2 separate regions of the Homo sapiens genome follow, and region 2 is linked to region 1. The links are chromatin loops, found by intact Hi-C in ENCODE. Cell type or tissue: lower leg skin. All regions are shown on one strand. Each heading gives the region's core, and the rest is flanking DNA. Links, peaks and the distances in the headings are about the cores only.

Region 1 (10,500 bases), core at 1,716-9,715:
TGTGCTGGTGTGCACCCACAGGCTCACTTTACTGCATTTTTAATTTGTATGGTGGCTTTTGGTTAGAGGAATTCTGCAAGTCATACAACAAACATGCAGAGGGTGACCTCAGATAGTAAGAAGTATCACTATTAAATGGTTTGTAACAAATTTGAGTTTGTAACAAATTTGCTCTTCCAGCTGGGAAACTTTAAGGAACCCTAGTTTACAATGCTTGATATACTAGTTCAGGCTGTTCTCATAGAACCCTGTTTGCGTTATCCTTCTTGTGACTTAGTCTGCATGCTACGCCTGTGGAATTCATAGGCTGATGATTTGAGATAATTTAGCTCTGGTGTTAAACCAGGTTTAGAACCTAGTTACCTGATCTTTTGTGTTTTTCATACACACTAAATTTACATAAGCAGAATATGTATGGATATCTTTTCAGGTCTCACAGAAGATATACCAGTGCAGAGAAAAATGACTGAATTCCAAGCCCCTCACTGATGGGAAGATAGATATTTGGCATCTTCTCTACCCTGACCAGTTTGGTGGCTGTGTGTTGGGATCCTTTCTGGCCTCCCTGAATGTATAAAGCCAGCTCTTGGACTCTATCTAGACCACTGGTAAACCCACAGAGGGCAAGGCTTTTCCTGAATTCAGGAGGTAGAACCAACTTTGGCTTTCAAGACATTTGTCTGCTTGGACTGGACAGGTGAAAGACACACAAATTCCCTCAGTGAGGAGCCAGCACTAGGCAGGAAACAAGGAAAAGAGGATAAAATACGTATCTAGGATGACAAAACACTGGAAGAAATGACTAGAAGTTAGAATGAAGCATGTCACATGTGAGACAAGCCAGCAATGGGCAGAAAACTACTTCAGGGGAATCTAGGTTAGTTTCTCGATACCTAGCATATTGTTCTCAGGAATATCTTTAACCTTCTAGTTGGTTCAATTGCCTCAGTTTCCTTTTATCCTTGAAAGCTTGTATCCAGATGACTATATGCTTTGGTTTAAGGTCTCTGTTTATGATAACTGGTGACCAGAGGGCTCCCCAGGCTTTTTTTTTTTTTTTTTTTTTTTTTTTAATAACAAAGACCATTGTAATGCATGTCAGAGGGGCAGTCAGTGTAGATCTGCCAGTCCTTCTTCAGATTCATTGCTGAATTCCCTGGACACATTGCTTCATGACACATTGCTGGGTTACTTGTAACTCAAAAACATAAGCATGAGGGAGTCGAAGCTGTGGGAGGCATAAAGTACAGAGAGGCCTTGCTGGATGATGAGTGGTCTCTGACACAAAGAGTAGTACAGTTAGAGAAGTGGAAAGACAATGGAACAGGACCCTGAGTCTCCAGGGATGGCAAGTTGTGGGAGAGTAAACACATGGTAGATAAAGCCTAGTAAGTAAAGCTGGATACATTGTTTTAAGGAATGAACTCTCTCTTATCTGCTGCTTCATTGCCTTCTGTTCACAGTCATGTACTTCAGCTTATAGATTTTCTGGGGTGGCATATTATAGTCTCCCATGGTGTGTTAAAACTATGTTTCTTTTCCTTCCCCCATTGTCTTTGATCTCTTCATCTTTATCCTCTTAGCACATTCAAGGCATAGCATATTCTAGGTCTGGGGATGGGAAAGTGCAGGTTGGTAACAGAAGTTCTCCTGAGACTGACATGCATGAAACTAGGTAAACCCAATCCTTTATGTCTGTGGAAAGGGGTTTGCTGTGGACCATACACCATCACCTGATCTAGAAAGTTGCATCAAGAAGTCTTCTAAGAAGGAATGAAATGTGAATCTATAGCCTTAGTGTGACTAGGTCTTGCAGTCATTCTTGCATGTGGTGCCAACATGACGTCCCGAGCTGATATTGTAACCTCAAATCTATTAGTCCCTTCCCCTACTCATCTTTTTTGAAGCCTTGCTGTTTTGTTCACTGCCAATCAAATAAGACTACAATTTGGCCCCCTGTGTTTCAGGAGTACCCTTCATACCTCCACCATGAGCCTCACACATAGTTTTGCTTTCTGTAAGCAGAGGCACAAGTCTCTGACAAACCTGTTTTCTGTCCATTGGTCATCAGAGTAAATTGTTGGCACCAGTTCTGCAAAATGTTGTACCTCATCTTTTCACTTTATTGGTGGGGGGCAAAACATTTGGCAAGTGGGGATTGGTATTTTATGACTTGGTTTTGGACAAACTTTGATTTACTCATTTGAGGAAGATAAACTTTGTCTAGGCTTCTTTAGCTTAACATCTGCAGTTGAAGAAACACTAGGTTCTGTTTTCTCAGGTTCCTCTTTGACTAGAACCAATGTGAAAATCCAATTTTCCTTGAAATTCTTGCTGCTGTGGTTGAGTCTGACATTCAGAAAAAAACAAGTCAGTTAACAATGTTTGGTAGAAGCTTTAAATGAAATGGCAGCAGCATGCACACTGGAGGATTAGCTGAGTGGCATCATGATAAAGAACATATTTTGACAGTTATGTGGGTCCCAGTCAGTCTGAATTCAACAATCCTTTAATCAAAACACATGAATCCTGCACTCTGGTCAGTCTGGGTTCCTCTGGCTGCTTTTGTTCTGGATGTTCATTGATGAGGTGCTCTGTGAGGCATAAATGGAAGCCATAAGTAGAGAGCCTCACCAAGGAAAGTCATGAGTTCACTTGAGTCAAGGGTAGAAAGATACTGCTCATAGTAGAACATAAGAACAGAACTGGGATCCAAAATAATTGGCCCAGAGCAAATGGGAGGTAGTAACTTGACAAATCTTGAAATACTAGGATTGGAAGAGGGTAAGGATTATTGTTTGGAAGAAAGAATTCGTATACCTCAGATATCACATCGATGTGGAGTACAGTTACTATCCATCATGTTAGGGTAATAGAGGAATGGGCCTAGTCATCTCCCTGACTTAGATGGTCTCCCTTTGAATGGAGTAGCCTTCGGAGTGTCTAAGGGATATTCAAGCTTGCTTTCACGCCTGAATTTAGTGTATCCGTTTTAATTAAAATGAAACATCTTGACTGCTAGCTTTTGTCCTCTTATATGCAGATACCAAAGTGGGATTGGATGTTCAAAAGCTTTGAGGGTGGGAAGAAAGCCCGGGGACAGAAATTGAGGAGGGAGCTGGAGGAGTCTGGGAGGATCAAACCACAATGCATGCACGTCTTACCTTCTCAAGGAAAGAAGAAAGGTCAGGTAGGAAGTGGCTTAGACTGAGGAGTACAATACTAAGTGTTTTGGCAAAGCAGATGGCAAGTCCCAGGGCCCAACTTGCCCACTGGGAGTTCCAAGTGTCCTAAATGAGCCTGCCATAGTCTCCCAGCTGCACTGAAGCATCAGCTGGAAGCAGCATTTAGGAAGTGTGGTGTTCTAATGGACCCACAGTTGGCCCCTGTGCTGCACAGATCTACTTCCCTACACCAGTTCACAGAGCAGTGACTCCATGTCCACAGGCCTCTATTTTTGAGAGGAAACTTATACAGGAAGATGTTAGGGGAAGAAATGCAACTGCTGTGGCTGAAGTGGGTCTTGGCTCACAACTACTTCTCCTCTTCCACCACCAAAATCCACCCTGAATTCCCTTTGCACTCAGCTATCGCCTCAGCTGAGGATTGGTGCTGATCTGGTGGTGTGATCCACACCTTCATCCTGAGGTATTTCAACCTCTAGTGAATAGATGCTTAAGATAGGGCTACTTAATGCCCCAGTTACAATGGGACGAGAAATAAGATACTCAAGTGGAATACTTGGGTTCCATTCATGTTCTTTACTGCTCCAGGGTGCCTAGTCTCCTGCTGGTCATTCTGTTGCCCTGCCACAAGGATGACTCAAAGTGACCAGTAACTCACTTGAAGCAGTAGAAAATGAGACCATTTTTCCTTCTCAACTGTAGGTTGCAGCATCCCTGTAATCATTCTACTGGGGATACAGCACCTCTGTAATGTACTATGGCATCATGAAGAAGGGCACTCCAAACTCTGAGCACATTCACTCAGTGCTGCTGCATGGCTTTCTGAGTCTCTCAGTGCTGAAGTCACCTGATTCAGAATGATGTTGTATGATACCAGGTTACCTCATGATTAGGAGCCCATTCTGTACCACTTCTTTCTGATTCCAATTTATTGGTGACATGTCTGTGTGGAATTGCATGCCTGTGGAAGGAGCATTGCAAATGATCCCAGATAGTAGTGGTGGTAGAGATTCCTCAAGGAAGAAAGGGACATTCATAGTAAGATAGTTGTCTATTCCTGTGAGTCTATATGGCTGACTCTTTTAGAATAGAAATGGCTCAATGTAATCAACTTGCTAACAAGTGGTTTTTTGGTCTCCTTATCAGGGTGCTATATGGGGATGCAACATTTGTCTAAAGAGCTGCACATTCAGAGTTACTAGACTGTCTCTAGAAATTGGCATTACATGCTGTTGGGCACCTGTGTAGCCTCCATGTCTGTTGCCACTATAGCCTGTATTCATTTGCTAGTTGGCTGATAACTGGCAGTCATTTTGTTTGGGTGGCTCGGTGAGTTTCTGTGGCTGGTGCTCTGTAGTGAGTCTTCACATGTGAAATGAAATTTACATGTCTACATGAACACACCTTTTCAGGGTTCTTTGTCTGACTTTGCAGTCCATTTGCATCTGGTCTACTGGTCAAGTGGTCGGGCCATGGGCCTCTGTTGTAGATTCATAGCAGATTAATTTGAGCTGTCAATTACTTTCCTCAAAGATGAGGGCCTGGGAGGCATTTTTATTGGTGTCATAGCCATAGAGCATAGCCAAGAGGCTTTAGAATTGGAAATAGTGTTCTCACTTAGCAATTTAACAAGTATGTCTTTCTTAATCCCAAAGTGGTACTAGTTTTGCTGATATAAGCTAAAACTCATAAAGAATATTGCTGTATGACTTAGGCATATACCTGCCTTGGTGTCTTGGCCCTTCTAATAAGGAGATGAAAAATATGTTGGAAATACATTTGGATTCTCAAAGTTGAAAGCAGGCTGGCCCTGGTATTCCCAGTACTGGTCAGTAATGCTTTGGCTTGCTCACAAAGCCTTGAGCCAAGGGTCAAGACAATGAGGAAGAAATACCCATCTGTGTTGCGCTGAGGATGGTGGCAGAAATAGGTTTCTTGCTCAGATGGTATCTTCTCACTTCAAGCCCTCTTCCTTTGGAAAAAGTGAAACTTCCTTTCATTGTTCTTGTCTTTAGGATGGGATTGAAATCTGCTGTGAGTTTAGACCTTTATCTGTTTCACAAGACTCCCTGTATTGAGTTGAACATGAAGACTCATCTTTCCCAGTTCCCTAATAAGAGTTCCCAGGCTTAAAGCTCTATGAGAGGTATGTCCAAACACACTCAGGCTTGTAGGATGTATAAGAGCTTTGCCTTCTAGCCCCTTGTCTCAATGTCCCCAATTTGTATGCAGAGTTAAACTATGTCACAAGATTCCTAGTTTATAGACAGGCCTATAATTGAGTGATGGGGGATGGGGGGGCTTGACCTGCCAACTACGGCAGTCACCTGCATGTTCTGGGGGAGTGGCTATGCCTGCATGTTCTGGGGGAGTGCTAGTGAGCCATATTTGGTGTTATGGGTTATGGAATAGGATATCACTGTTCTGTGGCACAGCTATACATTCTATATTTTGCTTCTAAATTGATCATCTTTTATATTGTGGGGCAGGCAAGTGTGTAAGTTAGAGCCTTGACCTTGGTAAAGGTTGCTTGGCACTTGGCACTTTGTTTTTTGGGGAACCAAGAGTTTATTTCTGCTTTTTAATCAGGGACTCACTCAACAGAGGTCTCCATGTGAAAGCAAGTCTGTACTAAAAAGCTAAACAGCACTTCTGTGGACCTCTCAGTGGTTATTTGATTGGATGGCTCAAAGTGTATCAGATCATGAGTTTAACTTCCTGTATGAGGGAGATGGCTTTAGAGTCCAGGATGAGGTATCTGAGACCACAGGACACTGCTAGAAACTGACTCGCTGACTTCTATGCTTCACGAGATATGAGTGGTCTTGTGCATCCCTCCCAGGGTTTCTGGAAGTGCATGTGGGGTGTGAAAGAATCAGACAAGTCCCAAAGGTAAACTGCCAGGGCAGAAACTCTGAAACCTGATTCACTGTGTTGGCCAGAAGAGGGCAGCACTCACACAGCAGAACAACTTTACGCATTCAGTGACTTCAAGGAGGATCCATACTCAGAGCCAACGATCCCTGAGAAAGCCTGGAGAGGGGTTGGGGCCTCAAATGAGCAGCTTCTTAGTGATGTTTCTGGGAAGAAAGAATGGACAAGTGAGTGGCCTCTTGGCCTGATAAGTACTTTGCACTAAAAGAGATAGGAAGGCCTCAGAAGCAGTATCAGAAACAGTCAGTCTCTGACCTTCTGTTCTTCTGTCTCCTGTTTGTTCTTTCCAAGACAGGTCACAGAAACTAGACTTCCTCTTCCTCAAGGCAAGTCATAGAAACTAGAAGCCCTCTTCCCCAAGGCCAGCTGTAAAACCTGGAAAGATTGCTCACTTTCTCCTTGCCTTTCTGTGTAAGGACTGGCCATGAAGAAATTCTGACCTACCTTGACTAATAGTAGGTTATGAGACCCTCATTCCACAAGGGGTCCTGCCACCAACCCAGGTGGAAGAAATGCCAGAGACAAAGAATCTAGACAGGCCTAGGTGGCTTTCCCAACTCAGTCTATTAGCATTAGGTCATATATCTCTGACCATTTACAGTCCTACATGGCTGTTCATACATCATTAAACCTAAGCAGGAAAATAGAAAGTTTTCTGTTTCTCCGTGGGTCTTCATTCTGAAGGTTCCCATGTCAAATTTTGATAGCATTTTGAAAAATAAATTTGGGCATACAGCCCTGGGTAGAGGCACTTCTTGGTAGGGAAATGGGTGAAGGTAAAAGGAACCTGTCTCAAAGCAGATGATCCAGAGTAGGTGTTGGAGAAAGATCTCAGTGGGGGACCAGATGCGGAAAGATTAAAACAGAGCAAAGATCCAGAGAGGCAGAGTCAGCTCTTTGGTCAATAATAAGCACCTTGGTTGAGTAGATGGTCACAGAATGGCATGTTTCTCAGAGGGACTTGTGCTTGAGCAGCATATACCTGCCTTAGTATCTTGGCCCTTCTAATAAAGGGATGAAAAATACATTGGAAATAGTTTGATTCTCAAAGTTGAAAGCAGGCTGGCCTTGGTATTCTAGATCCATCATGTGAGCACGTTTCTCTTGTGTGCATAAAACAGCATCTCAGAAGGTGTAAGTGTATGGATTAGTGAGACTTCTATGCTTTTACCCTGTATTTTTTATTGCTCACAAATCTTATGCAAACATGAGCTTTCCTAGGCTTACTTAATATTTCCCTTTATGTGACTATCAGTGACAAAGTGCAGTGAATTAAGCAATGTGAGCATAAGGTGTAGGCCTTGTGAGAACACAGAGCACATGGAAGACCATCAGCATCCTCCTTGCGCTCATGTGCAGCTGGATTTGCTGGTGAGCACCCACAGGGTCATTTTTGTGTGTTTTCTGTTTGCATAGTGTCTCTTGCCTAGAACACTTTCCCAGTACATAACAATGACTACAGATGGTGACCTGAGATAGCAAAGAAAGTCTATAGTACATTGGTTCATAACAAACTCAGTCAGCTTTTGGTTCTTGTAGAGAAGCTAGAGTGTTTTAAGAGAGTATTTTATGCTAGTTAAGGAAGTTATTAGAGTTCTGTATGATGTAACTTTCTTGGGATTCTAGTCGGTATGATACGTGGAATTTATAGGCAAACAACATCTTAAGGTAATTAAGCTCAGATTTTAGTCTAGTTTTGAAACTCAGTTCTGACTTGACTGAGTGGCTTTTGTTACACATACATTTTCTGCTTATGTAAATTTAATGGTATCTACAACTAGGTCTCGAAGCATGCGACATTACTGATTTTTCTATAATTTTTTCTGAGGACTCTACTGGTGGGAAGATGAATATCTGGTCCTTCATTTCCTACTACTAGCTTGTTGGCTCTAAGTATGAATCCTCCCTAATGTTGCTGAATGTGTAAAGCCACTTGGGTGCTATCTAGGATAAAGTGGGCAATACTTTATACCAATTCCAGGAGGTAGAACCAACTTGGAGGTTTTAGATGTATATGTGTTAGGTTGGATAAATAAGCCACACAGGACGTGTTCTTGAAGAGCCATACACTAGGCAAGAAACCATGGTTAGTGGTAAAATCACTGCAATCCAGTGCCATAATGAGGTAGAAAAGTTGGCATGCAAATACTGAAACTAGAGACATCTAGGAACCATGACAGATCATGGAGTTGCCAGAATTGGGCAGAACATGTAATTGGAGAATGTTGAGAGTTGAGGGAGGACTTCATTGTAATGAACAGGCATTCTGGGCACAGAACAGAGGAACTGCATTTCTCTAGGCCCTTTTGTCTGTGTTGTAGATTAGACTGTTTAGAATAAAAATTGAAGTGGAATTTGGCAGGAAGTATGGTATGTAGAGACCAAATCCTATCCTGGATGGGAAAGGAAACAGGATTGGGTGACAGGAGCACTTAACTGCAGTGCAGGCCCAGCAATGCCTTAGCCAGTGTTGGTATTCATGTGGCCCTTCAGCTTGTTCCATGGTGGCCTGAAATAGCTGATCTTTATGTGTCTGCTGCAGTCAGTGATTGGATGGGGGCTGCATGGGAAGGGCATGCCCTTGGAGCTGAGGCAAACCCTGAAGTTGACTGGAGGCTGCTGACAGTGCTTCAAGCAGCTAGGGCAACATGTTTTTGAAGGGGATCTGGTTGGAGCATTCCTATGCCCTCCAAATCCAGTGATTTGGTGGAATTGTCTACCCTTTTTAATCTCTGGCCTGTGTTAACACATGCATATGCTCAGCATAGCTTTTTTTTGGCCCTACCTTTCCTACTGAGCTCCAGATGGAATCTGAGCTTTAGGTATTAGATGATTGACATGAGAGACAGAAGCTATGAAGTGACTAGACAGGTTGGAGACCACTACATACCCATTTTCACTCTCATAACCTAATGAGGTTCTTGTTTGCAGAAAACTAAACTTTCAGAACAATTTCATGACACATAGCAAGTGCAGTCTATAGGCCTCCCACATGTCACTTCTACAGCTTACAAAATTGACCAAAGTAGTTCATGCTGTCTCCATGTCCCAGATGGTTTGGACCACAGGGAAAATTCATTTTCTTAACCTTGGTCATAGGTAGGTCCAGGCTGTAGGACTTTGTGTCTTAAATCCATCCTCAATCTTTACCCTCAGTAGTTTGCTACATTGAAAACCTATCCAAGGATTCTGATGGCTCGAGCAGAGCTATTATAGGATCCTTATCCCAGGCTCCTCGGGTTGGGGTAGGTCTCCAGGCAGAAGTCTTGTTCCAGTCTTCTCACAGGCATGGGGTTGGGGAGAGAAAATCCAAAGTTTTCTTCACAGGACACAGCAGTAGTTTAACCCTTTGCTTGCCTTATGATATGAATGTCTTCTACTTGGACCTGAACCCTCAGCAGAATAAAAAATTAGAAACAATCTGAGATGGTTCTTACTGCCTGGAACTGGTACTCATGTAAGCATGGAGGCCAGATGGGCAATGTGGGCTGTGTAGGCATCAGACTGGCAGGGAGTGGACAAGTGGATTCTTGCATCACCTGGTGGAGGGAACTAGTCTCTCCAGGGTATGCAGAGGTAGGGCAGGGGCAGGTTCAGCTGTGGCAGCAGCTAGTGTCACAATAGTGACCCTAGCCAGAACTGGGGCAGTTGTCATGGATGTGGGGCCACTCAATCCCCAAAGTAGGAGGGACCCGGGGAGGGCAGGTTGGACTGTCCACCACTCTGAGGGGAAGATTCAAGCTGGGCAGCCTGCAGAGGATGAGGGTTGACACTTGGCACAATGAAGTGCCCATCTACCGTGGGCAGGGGCTGTGCAGCACACATCCAGGGAGGTCTTATTCATCCTGGATGTAGAGTTCTTCAGAACAACTGACTTTCATGTTGAATGTAAGTCGGGAGCCCCAATATAGAGCTCAAAGCCCGTGATGGTGTCCTAGAGTGGAACTTATCCTATAACCTAGGCACCTCCTTCCCTCCCTCCATGGCAGGTGTTAGCTACAGATATGAGGGGACCGCGTTTGTATGCCTACCACATGACCATTCTGGAAGCTACAGTTCTTGTTACTCTCAGCTCCAACTTTACTGGTAAATTCTACTTTGTCTTTGGCTACTTTATAGCTAGCCCCTGTAGCATCAGGTCAGGATGGCATGGTTCCAGGGCAGCAGGAGGAGGAAGTGCTTCAAGTCCTAGCCCCTGACCATTCCCTGGTGCTCTCTTCCAAGTGAGCATGAGGATAGATGATCTGTGATGGTTGGCTTCCCTGAGACCTAGAGACAACTGTGAGGGAGACAGTCTCTACCTGGATGAAGGGCACAGCTTGATGTAGACTTCTGCTTTTTCTTTTTTCAGATATGTCCTTTAACTTTCCTCTAAATTGTA
Region 2 (10,500 bases), core at 1,067-9,066, 50 kb after region 1:
GTCATTAGTACTACCTCTACCTACAAAAACAGTGAACCAAAAGCAGTACCATATTCTAGAGAACAGTGCCAATATCAAGGACTTGAAAGTTGCAGGGATACTGCTTCTTGCCACATTCTTAACTTGCCTATTTGGCTTATGCAGAAGACAGATTCTGGAGAATGACAGTTCAGGATTGTCAAACTTAGTCAAGTGGTGACTCTAGTTACTGTTGAAGATGTGATTTGTTATTCGAGAAAATTAATACAACCTTTTGGTACCTGGTATGCAGCTATTGATTTGGCAAATACATTTTCTATACCTGTTAGTAAAAACCATCAAAAGCAATTTGCTTTCAGCTAGCATGACAATATGTTTTCACGATTCTACCTTAGGGTATCAACTCTATCCCTATGTCATAGTCCACAGATCTTGATTACATTTCCTTTCCATAATATATGCTGGTTAATCATATTAATGATATGCTGATTGGGCCTTGTGATCAGGAAGTAGTAACTAATCTAGACATAGGATTAAGACATTTGCATGACACTAGAAAATAAATGCCACCGAAAATCAAAGGGCATTCACTTAAGTGAAATTTCCAAAGGCCCAGTGGTATGGGGCACCTTAGGTACATCTAAGGCAAAAGTTTATTGCAAATGGCTCCTCCTACTGCCCAAAGAGGCACAATGCCTAATTGGCCTTCTCGGATCTTCGCAGAAACATATCTTACTGAGGTATGCTACTCCAGCTCACTTACCAAGTTACTCAAAGCTATAAGCTTTGAATAGGTCCCAGAACAAGAGAAGGCTCTGCTACCATTCAAGGTGCTTTGCCACTGGCCATATGGCTTAGCAGATCCTGTGGCGATGAAAGTATCAGTGGCAGATAGGGATGCTGTTTGAAGCCTTGAGGAGACCTCCCATAGATAAATCACTGAGTCAGGATTTTAAGCAAGCCCTGCTATTGCCTGTGGATAACTTATTTTTAGAAACAACTTTTCGCTTGCTACAGGACCTTGTAGAGACTGAATGCTTAATCGTGTGTCACCAAGTTGTTGTGTGACCTGAGATGCCCATGAGGAACTGGGTAGTGTATGCCCCACAGTTACAAAGTTGGATATACACAGCAGCACTTCATTAATAAATGGGAGCAGTATATTTGAGATTGTGTCTTCAAGGTCTGCACAAGCCCAATTTGCATGAGGAATTGATCCAAATGTTCAGAGCTTCTGTTCCCATCCTACATTACCTTCTCCCAGCTCATAACTATGGGCTCATGAAGATTTTTATATGAGCAGTTGACTGTAGAAGAGAGAACTCCGGCTCAGTTTACAAATGACTCTCCATGATATACAGGCATCACAAGTAGACAGCTGCAGCACTACAGCCTATTTCTGGGACATCCTTAAAGAATGCTGATGAAGGAAAATCCTTTCTGCAGCCAGAACTTTGAACAGTAAACCTGATTGTTCATTTTGCCTGGAAGGGGAAAGGGCCTGAGGTAAGAATCTGTAATAGTTCCTAAGCTGTGGCCAATGTTTTGGCTGAATGGTCAGGGGTGTAGAAGGAATACAAGTGTAGAAGGAATAAAATTAGAAAACTGGATACAATAAGGTATCAGGGAGAGGTATGTGGACTGGCCTGAAAGGTGGAAATGGCCTTTTGAAAACTAAATTACGGCGTCAGCTATTGGCAATACCTTGCAGGGCTCAAGCTAAGGCTTCTAGGATTCTATGTAGTCTTTAAATCACTGTCCAATATAACTGTTTCTCCCATAACCAGGTTTCAAGGGTGTAAGAATTAAGGGGTGAAAATACAAATAACTTTACTATTATCCCCTAGTGATCTACTAAATTGTTTTATTCCCAAGGAGTTTGGAACTAAGACCCCTAGACAGCAGAGCCTAAGGGAGGAATGACTCTACCAGGAGACAAAATAATGACTCTGTTAAAGTTGAGATGGCCGGCTGCCTCATACCTCTGATTCAAAAGTAAAGGAGTTGCTGTACTGGTTAGGGCGATTGTTCCTGACAACCAAGGGGAAACTGGACTGCTACACAAGGAGGTAAGGTCTAATATGCCTGGAATACCCAAGATCCCTTAGGGTGTCTCTTGGCACCACCATGTCTTGTGATCAGTCAAGTGAATACCATACCCACTCCATTCAGAAGGGATTGCTAATGGTCCACACCTTTCAGGAATGAAAGGTTGGGTTACCCAATACGGCAAAGAACCACAGCCTGCTGAAGTACTTACTGGAGGTAAAGGAAATATGGAAGGGGGGGTTGGCAGAAGGTGGTTATAAATACTAGCTCTGACCATCTGACTAGTTGTAGAAACAAAGACACTGACAGTTACAAATATTTGTTAGGAATGTTTGCATATAGAGTAACTATTTGTGTCTCATCTTCTTACAGTCTAATATAAATGTTAATACTAGTTGACCTAGTATTTGTTATGGTAGTATTCAAGCTATCACATATTAAAGAAGAGTAAACTGTACCCAAGTAAACTTGCGCCCTCTTTTGGGGAAAGGGTTACTGTGTTTTCAGTTGTACACGGGACAGCTGTATTATATTAGGCAGAATTGACTATCTATTTGGAGATTAACTGTGTCTTAATGTGAGGCCTAAGGGTGCCAAGTTGATAAGGGTAGACTGTAATGATTTTTTGATATGCCTACGTTGCCAGACCACTGTCCCCAGTTCTAAAAACACTAATGTAGGTGTTGCTTTAGAAGTGTCATGTAGGTATGATTAAACTTCACAATTAGTTGACTTGAAGTGTAAGGGATATTCTCCCAGAAAAGTTTATGGGCCTAATCCAATCATTTGAAAGGACTGAACAGAGCTGAGGCTTCCCTAATGAAGACATTCTGCTGTGGTCAGAAGTTTCAGCAGCCCCTGAGTTCCTGCCTGTTCCTCCTGAAAGCCTTCCCTATCTGTGGATAATGGGCTTGCCTTGCCAACTTCCACAATTGCATAAAACAAGTCCTTGCAATGAATCTCAACATGTATTAATATGTATCTCCTGGTTCTGTTTCTCTGGTTAAACCTTGCATGATACACCCTCTTAATATCTGATACCACTTCTAAGGTTCAAGAATGCCAAGAGCAGCAGTTCCAGCCTTGCAGAGGAAAATGAAAGTGACTTCTGTAAGTCTGAGCCTTTAGTGTCAGCTGTCCCATAATTTATCCACCTTTGCCCTCTTCTGGTGATACAAGGAAATTCACAGTGATGTCGGCTAAAGAAACGCCCCTCATGATTCTCAGGCAATTCTGCTGAGGTCTCATGGAAAAATAGGCATTATGCCAAGGGTACAACCAGATAAATCATAGTTTTCTATTTTTCCATTATTTGGAGTTGACTTCCTAGCTGAAAATAACTTTAGAATGTGAACATTCATGGCAGCCATCAGAATGTTTGTTGCTTTTTAAAAGTTTAGAAATAGAAAAGCAGTTTTTTGGTAGAAAGTCTTACATATTCCTCTTGAGATTCAAAGTCCTTTTCTCACTACCCACCTCTCCATCCCACTTGCTTGTTAAAAGATTACTTAAAAATACTTTAAGTAGAAGAACAAGCTTTCACAAAAGTGCTGATAACTTATGTTTTTATGCAATTTCCTATCTATACTTGATGTATCTTGGCAATTTATCAATAAAGATCCACTCATTCCTAATATGTGCACAGTATTCTATAGTATGAATGAACTGGAACTTAGTGTTTGCCTTACGGACAGACATTTAGGTTGTCCATCTCCTTGGCAATTAAAAATGATGCAGTGAAGAAACATAACATACCCTTGCTTCTCTGTGCTCCTATTTCTGTAGGGTAGATTCTTAGGCAAAACCCCTTTGATACTCATGCTGGGTAACACATCCAAGAACAGAGGTAACAAATCTAGCATAGGATTGTCCTTCCATATTGTTTGTTATTATCCCTATGTACCTTTCAATTCGTGCAGTCACTAAAGATGTGGCCATAGAAAATGCTACATGGATCTCCCTTCATAGAAAAACTTCTTATTCAGCTATTATGAGCGCAGATGGTGGAAAGCCTCCAGCTGTCCTTCCGGATCCACTTGGGCTTTCAAGCCAAGGTCATGGTCTTCGTGGGCAGCTTCCAGCCAACGACTGAGTCTGGTAGTTATAATTAGAGACTATTTCTGCCAAAATACATGACTCTGCTGATTTTTAACTGGTGGAGACTTTGTCAGATCGGCCTCAGAACTGAAGTCTCTATGCCTAGTCCTCCTCCCCACTTTAGATCTGCACAGCCACCTGAAGGCTTTCCTCACTATGATGGGTGGAATAATGCCCCCAAAATGTTCATTCCAATCCCATGAACTTGCGAGTATTCTATACATGGTAAAAGGAACTGTCATCTGTGATTAAGTTGAAGACTTTCAGATGAGATTATTCTGGATTATCTGGGTGGGTCTAATGGCATCACAGGGGTACTTGAAAAGGAGAGGAGATAGGATAATCAGTCAGAATGAGAGGAAGCAGAGGTTAGAATGATTCAAGGTCACAAACCAAGGGGTACAGGCAGCCCCTAGAAGCTGGAAAGTGAGTAGGTGGATTTTCCCCTAGAACTTTCAGGAGGAACGCAGGCTGCCGCCAAGACCTTGACTTTTTAAGCTCAGAGAAACCTGTTTATTTCGGACATCCAGAACCATAAGATGATAAACTAGTGTCTTAAGCCAGTAAGTGTGGTAACTTGCTATGGCAGCAAGAGGAAACTAATGCACTGGCTTGACCTTGTGTTCACCCTTCACTGTTCACAGGCAGTACCCCCAGGAAACCTCTCACTCCAAAACCTTTCTCCCAGCCTCTGCTTTTCAGAGAACCTGACAAATTGGAAAGGATTGAATGTTACCAACTTCTGACCAACACCTTGCTGCAGCAAAATTCATGAGAGCCTGCTGATCATTGTCATGACTCAAGTTTAAGAGCTGCATTAAAATGATGAAAGGAAAATCTTGGGAGAAGGATGTAGAACAATCACAAATGACAACCAGCTTCTCAGAAACATCTTGGTTCTCAGAATCAACTTATCTAGCGGCTTCTAAAGCAGGGAATTGAACCAGGATGACAGGATTCACTTGTCAGCAGCCTCTGTGGCTGGTGTTCAGAACCATGTGACCCCTCTATCATTGCTCACGATTGCAGTACCTTCATTTTGGGGTACTATTTCACTAAATTAGGAGGCACAGCTTGGGAATTCCATGTAACAGGAGACATAGATGACAAAACATTCTATAAAGAGGCCAAACATATGTATACTATGTACCATGTATATAAGCTCATTTACTCTTCACGAAAATCCAATGAAGTAGACGTCATCTCACCATATAGAAACAGGCTACCATCTCAATGCCATCACAGGTTGGAATAAACTGAGACTCAGATGGATGTCAAGTGCATGTAGGGGAGAGCAGTTAGTAGGATTAGCTCTACCTCTTACTGCTGCACTTGGTCCTGAGGCCATACATGGCTTTCTTCTTTCTCTACTGCCTACTCAGGATTATCCTCACCCTTGCCTTAGTACTTCTCCTGGGCTAGAGAGCTTGCCTGGTGTCCCAGACCTTTATCTATGGGAAGTCTGAGTCCTTGACTCCTAGGGAAGGCCATAGCCCATGTGGATATACATGAGCCTAGCCCTGGTCTGCAGAGGAGAGCCAACGCTGGCCCTGAAACAAGATCATATTGCAACAGATAGAACTTCTGAGTGGTACTGGTGCCCCATGCTCAGTGCATTCCTGCAGGCCTTGGTGACATAGGCCTTTACTGGGAAGTGCTAGCACTTACTAGGGAAGAGTAAGCCGCCTCTGTAAACTGAGGGTTCAGGGGGTCTGTAGAGCCAAGACTCTCAGGCATCCATCCAGATGTCCCCATCCCCCAGTTTTCCCCATCAAGGTCCTGACCTGAACATAACAGACACGAGCTGGCTGGGCACATTCATTTCCCACCGAAGCTCTGTTTTTCTCACTTCTTTGTTGAGCTGTGTTTACTCTTTTATTGTAGGAGATGAGGGCCTCTTGATAAGCTGCCAAAGAGGCCCTCTGGTTCTTACACTTAAGGATTTTTAATTTTTGCTTTACAAGTTTTTAGATTTATTTTTAATCGAAAATATGTTTATGGGTTGCAATGTGATGTTTTATACCTGTATACTTTGTACAATGGCTAAATCAATCTAAAATATCTATTATCTCTCTTTTTTGTGGTAAGGATATTTAAAATTAGCAATTTTGAAATATACAATATATTAACTATAGTTGCCATGCTATGCAATAGATCTCTTGAACTTACCCTTCCTGTCTAGCTGAAACTTCTTACCTTTGACTAGCATATATTTGGTAATCCCCACCTCAGCCCCTAGTAACCACTATTCTACTCTCTGCTTCTGAGTTCAACTCTTTAAGTTTCCACATATGAGATCACATGGTATTTATCTTTCTGTGTCTGGCTTATTTCACTTAGTGTTTTCCAGGTTCATCCACATTGTTGTATATAATACAATTTCCTTCTTTTTGTAAGGCTGAATAATATTGCATTGTGTATACTTACTACATTTTCTTTATTCATTCATTAATGGACACTTAGGTTGATTCCATATCTTAGTTACTATGAATAATGCTGCAAGGAACCTGGGAGTGTAGATATCGCTTCAACATACTGATTTTCTGTGGATAAATACTCAATAGTGGGATGGCTGGATCATATGGTAGTTCTACTTTTAACTTTTTTAGGATCCTCCATACCTTTTTCCATTGTGACGGTTAATATGAGATGTCAACTTGACTGGATTGAGGGATGCCTAGATGGCAGGTAGAGTATTTTGGGGTGTGTCTGTAAGGGTGTTGCCATCAGAGATTGACATCTGAGTCAGTGAACTGAGAGGAAGACCCACCCTTAGTGTGGGGGGTGGGGCACCATCCAATCCGCTGCCAGGGCAGCCAGAACAAAGCAGGCGGAAAAGGGACAAGCAGCTTGTTGGATCTTCTGGCTTTTTTTGTGCTGGACACTTGCCTTCTCTCATCTTGCCCTTGGACATCAGACTGCAGGTTTTTCGGCCTCTGGACTTGCACCAGCTGCCTCCTGGGGGCTCTTGGGCCTTTGGCCTCAGACTGAGGGTTGCATTGTTGGTTTCCCTGGTTCTGAGGCTTTCGGATTTGGACTGAGCCATACTACTGGCTTCTGTTTCCCCAGCTTTCATGCCTTCTCTCTTCCCCAGCCTGTCATGGGATTTGCCATGTAATCGAGCCAATTCTCCCCAGTAAACCCCCTCATATGTATACACATGCGTGTATCCTACCAGTTCTGTCTCTTTGGAGAACATGAGTATTAATTTATCCATAATGGCTGTACTACAGCCATTTTGCAGTTTACAATCCCCACTAGCAGTACACAAAGATTCCCTTTTCTCCACATCTTTCCCCATACTTATGTTCTGTCTTTTTGATAATAGTCATTCTAATACAAGCATGAAGTGACATCTCATTGTGGTTTTAATTTGTATTTCCCTGATAATTAGTGATGTTGATTTTTTAAATATATATGTATCTGCTGGCTATTTGTATGTCATCTTTTAAAATGTCTGTTCAGGTCCTTTGCCCATGTTGTAACCTGGTGGTTTTCTTACTACTGAGTTTAAGTTCTTTATATACTTTGTATGTTAACCCCTTATCAGATATACAATTTACAAATATTTTCTCCCATTCCATTCGGAGAAAAAAGGCAGAGGAAAGGTGAATTATTTCTCTTTCACACACACACACACACACACACACACACACGCTCTCGTTCACACTCACATGCTCTCATTCACACTCTCTTTCACACTCTTGTTCACACACTCTCTCTTGTTCACACACTCTTTCTCTCACTCTTTCACACATTCTTTCACACTCTTTTTTTTTTTTTTTTGAGGTGGGGTCTTACTCTGTCACCCAGGCTGGAATGCAGTGGCATGATCTAGGCTCACTGCAACCTCTGCCTCCCGTGTTCAAGTGCTTCTCCTGCCTCAGCCTCGCAGGTAGCTGGGATTACAGGCGCCCACCACTACACCTGGCTAATTTTTGCATTTTTAGTACAGACAGGGTTTCGCCACATTGACCAGACTGGTCTCAAACTCCTGACCTCAAGTGATCCGCCCACCTCGGCCTCCCAACGTGCTGGGGTTACAGGTGTAAGCCACCATGCCTGGCCTCTTTGACAGTCTTTGACACTCCCTCTCACACTCCCTCACACTCGCTCTCACACTCGCTCTCACACTCGCTCTCACACTCCCTCACACTCTCACTCTGTCTCACACTCTTTCACACACACACTCTGTCTTTCACACACTATCTCTTTCACATTCACACACGCACTGTTTCACGCGTGCACTCTTTCACTCTGTCTTTCACACACTGTCTTTCACACACATTGTCTTTCACTCGCTCTCACACACTCGCTCTCTCACATACTCGCTTTCTCATACACTCTGCCTTTCACACTGTCTTTCACACACTGTCTTTCACACACTCTGTCTTTCACACACTCTCTGTCTTTCACACACACTTTCTCAGCTGGGACACCCTATTTCTGTTCCTAGATGTCAGAACTCCAGGCACTCTGCCATTTGGACTCTGGGACTTAGACCAATGGCCCTACAAGTTCTTGGGTCTCCAATTTCAAACTGAGAATGACACCATTTTCCCTGGTTCTGAGGCTTTTTGACTTGGATCAAGCAGCACTACCAGCATCCCAGGGTCTCCACCTTGCAGATGGCCTGTTATGGGACTTCTCCGCTTCCATAATCGTGTGAACTGATAAATCTTATGTACGGTTATGTGCCACCTGACAATTTTTTGGTCGATGATGGACCACGTATATGGTGGTGGTCCCATAAAACTATACTATATTTTTACTGTAACTTTTCTATGTTTAAACGTTTAAATATATAATTACTATCATGTTATAATTGCTTACAGTATTCAGTACAGTAACAAGTGATACAGGTTTGTAACCTAGGAGCAATAGATGATACCATATACCCTACTTAGATTTTTGGAGGCAGCACATTCCTCATTCATTGTATTAAAATTGCCCATCTACCAAGTGACCTGAAAAGCTGCTCATTTTGTGTGGAGCCCAGAACAGCAAAAGACTCTACAGCAGGTTCAAGCTGCTCTGCCATTTGGCATATGATCCAAAAAATTGAATGGTACTCAAGGTGTCAGTGGCAGATAGTGATGCTGTTTGGAGCTGTTGTAAGGCCCCTGTAAGTGAATCATAGCAGAGGCCCTTAGGCTTTTAGAGCATGGCCCTACTGTCATCCACAGATAACCACTTTCCTTTGGAGAAAACTCTTGGCCTGCCATTGGGCCTTAGTAGGAATTGAACAATTGACCAAAGGCCACTAATGTCCTTTGTCTATTTCTTAACCATGCAAACTGAATTGGGTGTTACTTGACCCACTAAACCATAAAGTTGGGTATGTGCAGCAGCACTCAATAAAATAGTGGTGTAAATGTGGTCAGGCCTGAGTAGGTCCTGAAGGCACAAGTAAGTTACTTGAATTGGCCCAAACGTCCATTGCTTCTACTCTTGCTACACTGCCTTCTCTCCCCCAACCTATACCTGTGCCTCATGAGGAGTACCCTATGATCAGTTGACAGAGGAAGGGACGACTGGAGCCTGATTTACAGATGGTTCTGCACAATATGCAGGCACTATCCACAAGTGGACAGCTTCAGCATGATAGCCCTTTCTGGGACATTCCTGTAGATAACGGGGAAAGAAAATCTGAATAGGCAGAATTTCAGAGAGTATACTGGTCATGCATTTTGCTTGCAAGGAAAAATGGCAATATTTGATGAAACATTATTATGTGGTACACGATTGTATAAACAGTGGACCACATATATAACCATGAACCCATAAGACTGTAATGAAGCTGAAAAATTCCTGTCGCCTGGTGATATCATAGCCATCATAGAACACTGCATTACTCGCATGCTTGTGATGCTGGTGTAAACACACCTACTGTACTGCCAGTCAAGTGAAAGTATTGCACATAAAGTTACGTACAGTACATAATACCTGATAATAACTGTTACTGGTTTATATATTTACTGTATCATTTTAGTGTATTCCTTCTTAAAATTGTAAAACAGCTTCAGGTAGGTCTTTCAGGAGGTATTACAGGAGAAGGCATTGTTATCATAGATGACAGCTCCATGCACATTACTGTCTGTGATGACCTTCCAGTGGGGCAAGATGTGGAGGTGGAAGACAGTGATATTGATGATCCTGACCCTGTGTAGGCTTAGGTTAATGTGTGTGCTTGTGTCCAAAAAGTTTAAAAGTAAAACACTTAATAGAAAAAAGCTTAAGAATATAAAGAAAATGTTTGTGCAGATAAAATGTTTTAAACAAAGTGTTATAAGAGTCAGACTTAAAAAACTTACATTTATAAAGTAAAAATTATGAGCAAAGGTTAATTAAAGGAAAAATATTTTTTATAAACTT

What was found. Hi-C counts contacts between places; a loop is a spot of excess contacts. Peaks named below come from ENCODE experiments on the same cell type or tissue, not always from the same donor. Only the 100,000 strongest peaks of a DNase experiment are listed, where the experiment ranks them.
Region 2: a loop joins it to region 1, with 2.3 times the contacts of the local background. A loop is called at or near these places in 76 of 110 quality-filtered maps.

What each region holds. Positions count from the first base shown.
Region 1 is chr4:77,379,437-77,389,936 of GRCh38, forward strand. No RefSeq gene overlaps it. Among named protein-coding and RNA genes, the nearest start is that of CXCL13, 220 kb to the right of the region's middle. In lower leg skin, for the core only: no CTCF peak of the experiment used is centred there; a DNase peak (open chromatin) is centred at 6,139.
Region 2 is chr4:77,430,386-77,440,885 of GRCh38, forward strand. No RefSeq gene overlaps it. Among named protein-coding and RNA genes, the nearest start is that of CXCL13, 170 kb to the right of the region's middle. In lower leg skin, for the core only: no CTCF peak of the experiment used is centred there; no DNase peak of the experiment used is centred there.